Regions from separate parts of the Homo sapiens genome. Here region 2 is linked to region 1. A link is an interaction called in ENCODE POLR2A ChIA-PET data of the cell type or tissue named here. Cell type or tissue: IMR-90. All regions are shown on one strand.

Region 1 (2,500 bases):
TTCTCCACTCGAGCTGAGCTGCCAGGTGTTACATGGGGATTCCCCTCAATGCCTCAATTCTGAGGTCTGAAGATGGAGAGAGGAATTCCAGGTTTTTGTTTAGTGGTGGCCTGCTGCTCTGGTCTTCAGATGAGAACTCTCAGGTTTTTCTTTTTCTTTCTTTTTCTTTTTTTTTTTGAGACAGCGTTTCGCTCTTGTTGCCCAGGCTGGGGTGCAGTGGCACAATCTCGGCTCTCTGGAACCTTCGCCTCATAGGTTCAAGTGATTCTCCTGCCTCAGCCTCTCAAGAAGCTGGGATTACAGGCACCCACCACCACACTCGGCTAATTTTTGTATTTTTAGTAGAGACAGGGTTTCACCGTGTTGGCCAGTCTTGTCTTAAACTCCTGACTTCAGGTGATCCACCCGCCTCAGCCTCCCAAAGTGCTGGGATTACAGGCGTGAGCCACTGTGCCCGGCCCAGATTTTTCTTTTTCATATTGTACTTTGAAACATTTAGAGTCCAGGGAGATGGCAAGGGATGGATTATTATTTGACTGGAAAAACATGGGAAGTTTGAGTTTCTCCATGCCTACTCCCTGTTGGTAATTGTGTTCCATATCCCAAGGATGAAATTTCAAACAAGAAATAGAATGCCTTTTGTTTTCCTTGGAGCTTAGCAAGTTGAAGTCTTCTAAGTCCTGTGAGGTCAGGTATTTTGAAAAGGGAATTATAGGAAAAAATTTATTATTTAATTTGAACCTTTATTTTCTCTTCCAGTGTTTTGTAATATGTCACACTAGAATTTCATAAGGTTATTTCATTCTTGTATTAGTACTTCTCATGCAGTCAGAGTCTTTTTTTGAAACCATTATTTGTTATATTTCCAGCCATCAGAATTGATCAGTAGCCTAAAACTGTGTGGTCACCATTTTATCTTAATGATGGAACACTTTCTCTTCCTTTCTTTTCTTTCTTTCTTTCTTTCTTTCTTTCTTTCTTTCTTTCTTTCTTTCTTTCTTTCTTTCTTTCTCTCTCTCTTTCTCTTTCTCTTTCTTTCTCTCCTCTCTCTTTCTCTCTCCCTCTCTCTTTCTGTCTCTGTCTTTCTCACTTTCTTTCCTTTCTGTCTGTCTTGTCTTGTCCTGTCCTGTCCGGTCCTGCCCTGCCCTGCCCTGTCTTGCCCTGTCTTGCTCTGTTGCCCAGGCTGGAGTGCAGTGCCCTGATCATAGCCCACAGCAGCCTTGAATTCCTGCGAATCCTTTCAGTGCAGCCTCCGCAGTAGCTGGGACTATGGGAACACATCACTATGCCTAGCTTATTTTATTTTTGTTTTTATTTTTTGTAGAGATGGGGGTCTCACTGTGTTGCTCAGGCTTGTCTTGAGCTCCTGGCCTCAAGCAGTCCTCCCAAAGTGCTGAGATTACAGCTGTGAGCCATGGCACCTGGCCGAGAGAACACTTTTCCTTGACATCTCTGAACAAAGTGTGGTTAGGTCACTGGCTGATTCACTCTGGCTGGGAAGTTGCAGGTCTGAAGTTCAGCCTTTCCTCCTTCATCATGTCTCTTGACTTCTTGAGATCTTCTAACAGACTAAATCCTAGCAAGTCAGTCTCTAGGTACTTCTGCTTACTGGAACATTATAAATAGGTCCAGCTTTGTTTGTTACCTTTGTGTCTTTTTTTTTTTTTTTTTGCCACCATTTCCTTAAGAAACTTTTTCTGATTAGCCATGGCAGAAAACAGTTGGAAAAGGCAAGTGTTCATAAGGAAAGACAGGTGGGAGGGTTAACTTCATCTTTGTTCCCTGGGGAAGGAAAGGAGGAAAAATATCAGCTTACTAGTATAGTCTTTCCCTTAACTGCTAAACCAAATCTCTGCATTAACCCAATGCTCTGACCTCAATAAAATGAATTATTCCTCTTGTCATGAGATACAGCTAGAGATTAGCAAATGACGCCATTTATTTAAATAGCTTGGGAGAACGAGCTCTCTTAAATGTAATGGTATCCTTGGCAGTTCGCTGCCCCTAGGCACAAGCTGGTTCAAGCTTAGCCTCCCCAGAGGGGACAAGACTTCATAATGGTGAGGGTGTGGGTGATTGCTTTTGGAGGGGCTTTGTTGTTGTGGTTGTACCCCCGATGACTCACCCGATCGGGCTGAGTCACTGTCCACTGCCTGGGCTCTGGGGACACACAGCCTCTGTTTCTCACATGAACCTTTGATTATTTGACATTCCCTTTTCACTTACCATCAGGATAGAGCCCTTGGTCTCTTTCATTCCTTTTTTAAAATTTGTTTTTCCTTAGCTCATGAGCTGAAGAAAGACTTTTATTCACACTGAGATATGAGGGAAAATGGGAGGTTATAGTCTGGGAGGAAGCAGTTGTTTTTTGAGAGTGGTGGTAGATGATATTAAAGGAGTGAAATCCCCTGATTCATAGCTGGTAGGTCAAGTATGGGTGGGAAAAAAAAAGTGTTCCTCCTGGGCTCGGATCCTTGTGGAAATAGAATATATCAGGGCT
Region 2 (2,500 bases), 460 kb before region 1:
ATGTATAATCTTAAACAGTAATACAACCTGGCTATCTAGATGAAATCAGAAAATCTATTTTTATGATTTTCCAATAGTGGACCTATAACATATTCTTACTTTTAACTGAATGTAGTTTATAAAGGTTGTGTTGTGAGGCATGCTCCTCTTGCTTTTGAACACGATTTAAATTGAAGTTTAAAAATATCTCACATCCGTATGTCTCAACTGTTAAGGGAATATATATGTTTGGATTCAGAAGCAGGAATATTCAATTGTGTAATGTATAAATAGGTGTGAATAAACTTCTGAATTAGTTACAGAATTAGGAGCAGAATTTAATTCCTCGAGGAAAATTTTGGATCTTTAGAAAAAGCCCAGTTTTGTTTTGTTTTCTGAGACAGAGTCTCACTCTGTTGCTCAGGCTAGAGTGCAGTGGGGCCTCCTCAGCTCCCTGCAACCTCTGCAATTCTCCTGCCTCAGCCTTCCGAGTAGCTGGGATTACAGGCGCATGCCACCACACCCGGCTAATTTTTGTATTTTTAGTAGAGAGGGTTTCACCGTGTTGGCCAGGCTGGACTTGAACTCCTGAGCTCAGCTGATCTGCCCGCCTCGGCCTCCCAAAGTGCTGGGATTGCAGGCGTGAGCCACTGCGCTTGGCAAAAGCCCAGTATTTATTATTTTTTTTGAGACAGAGTCTTGCTCTGTTGCCCAGGCTGGAGTGCAATGGCACGATGGCTCACTGCGACCTCTGCCTCCTGAGTTCAAGTGATTCTCCCACCTCAGCCTCCTGAATGGCTGGGACTATGTAGTAGAGACAAGAGTTTCACCATGTTGACCAGGCTGGTCTGGAACTCCTGACCTCAAGTGATCTGCCCGCCTTGGCTTCCCAAAGTACTGGGATTACAGGCCTGACCCACTATGCCTGGCCCCAGTGTTTATTCTTGATATAGCTTTTTATTTTTATTTTTGAGTTGGAGTCTCCTTCTGTCGCCCAGGCTGGAGTGCAGTGGAGCAATCTCGGTTACTGCAACCTCCGCCTCCTGGGTTCACGCAATTCTCCCGCCTCAGCCTCCAGAGTTGCTGGAATTATAGGCACCCACCACCACGACTGGCTAATTTTTGTATTTTTAGTAGAGACGGAGTTTCACCATGTTGGCCAGGCTGGTCTTGAATTCCTGACCTCAGGTCATCAGCCCGCCTCGGCCTCCCAAAGTGCTGGGATTACAGGCCTGAGCCACCGCACCCGGCCTTGATGTAGCTTTTGAAATGGAAATATTTTAGGGTATATGCAGTTCTGAAATTTAATAGGGTGATGCTTAATGTTAAAATGTCTTTCCCTTAGAACATACCAAGATGTCATAGGCCCTTTCTTCCCCTTCTTTCAGTGTAGATTAGGTTGTCTGTGAATTGAAGGTTTAGTAAATAAGCAATCAAAAATGGAGCTGCTGGCGCGGTGGCTCACGCCTATAATCCCAGCACTTTGGGAGGCCGAAACGGGCAGATCACTTGAAGTCAGGAGTTCGAGACCAGCCTGGCCAACATGGTGAAACCCTGTCTCTACTAAAAATACAAAAATCAGCCAGGCATGGTGGCGTGCCCCTGTAGTCCCAGCTACTCAAGAGGCTGAGGTGGGAGAATCGCTTGAGCCCGGGAGGCGGAGGTTGCAGTGAGCGGAGATCGCACTACCGTATTCCAGCCCGGGCGACAGAGTGAGACCCTGTCTCAAAACAAAACAAATGAACAAACAAAAAAACAGGAGCTGCCATCTGCAGATGTATAGTGTCAGAAAAAAAAATAATTTTTCAAAAATGGAGTTGTTAATTCAAAATTTTGCATTGCTGTTTTCTTCTGTGGAAAGTTAATTTTTTAAGGTAGAATTACAACACTATAAAAACCTGTCCATTGGCCGGGCGCGGTGGCTCACGCCTGTAATCCCAGCACTTTGGGAGGCCGAGGCGGGCGGATCATGAGGTCAGTAGATCGAGACCATCCTGGCTAACACGGTGAAACCCCGTCTCTACTAAAAAATAAGCCGGGCGTGGTGGGGGCTCCTGTAGTCCCAGCTACTCAGGAGACTGAGGCAGAATGGCGTGAACCCGGGAGGCGGAGTTTGCAGTGAGCCGAGATCATGCCACTGCACTCCAGCCGGGGCGACAGAGCGAGACTCCGTCTCAAAACAAACAAACAAAAAAACAAACCTGTCCATTATCTTTTTTATAGAATTAGCATGAATTATATTCAGTTAATGTCTTGGACCTAAAATCTGGGACCAGCAATTTAGTTATATATTATATGCTCTTAGATAGTTATATGACCTTAAGTTTCTCTTAATTAGGAAAAAAAAAAATTCCCTCACAGGACACTTGGAGTTATCAAATATTTAGAAGTTACCTTCATCCCTACTAAATATCATCAATTGTGTTTATTCTTCTTTACAGGGACAATCATATTTCCAGTTTTGGTTGTGAGTTTCTAATGTCATTTAAAAAGAAACCTAACTGGTGAAAAATGTACCTTA

Evidence for each region. ChIA-PET counts read pairs that join two places held together with the same protein. Peaks named below come from ENCODE experiments on the same cell type or tissue, not always from the same donor. Only the 100,000 strongest peaks of a DNase experiment are listed, where the experiment ranks them.
Region 2: POLR2A ChIA-PET joins it to region 1 with 5 read pairs; 2 of 35 experiments call an interaction of 5 or more read pairs at or near these places.

What each region holds. Positions count from the first base shown.
Region 1 is chr14:65,004,503-65,007,002 of GRCh38, forward strand. The region is part of intron 4 of CHURC1-FNTB (CHURC1-FNTB readthrough); the gene reads left to right. All of the region lies in intron 2 of FNTB (farnesyltransferase, CAAX box, subunit beta), which reads left to right. It also overlaps a transcript of MAX not described here. Among named protein-coding and RNA genes, the nearest start is that of FNTB, 19 kb to the left of the region's middle. RefSeq lists an enhancer at 591-1,790. In IMR-90, no CTCF peak of the experiment used is centred here; a DNase peak (open chromatin) is centred at 1,469.
Region 2 is chr14:64,545,870-64,548,369 of GRCh38, forward strand. No RefSeq gene overlaps it. Among named protein-coding and RNA genes, the nearest start is that of PPP1R36, 2.8 kb to the right of the region's middle. In IMR-90, no CTCF peak of the experiment used is centred here; no DNase peak of the experiment used is centred here.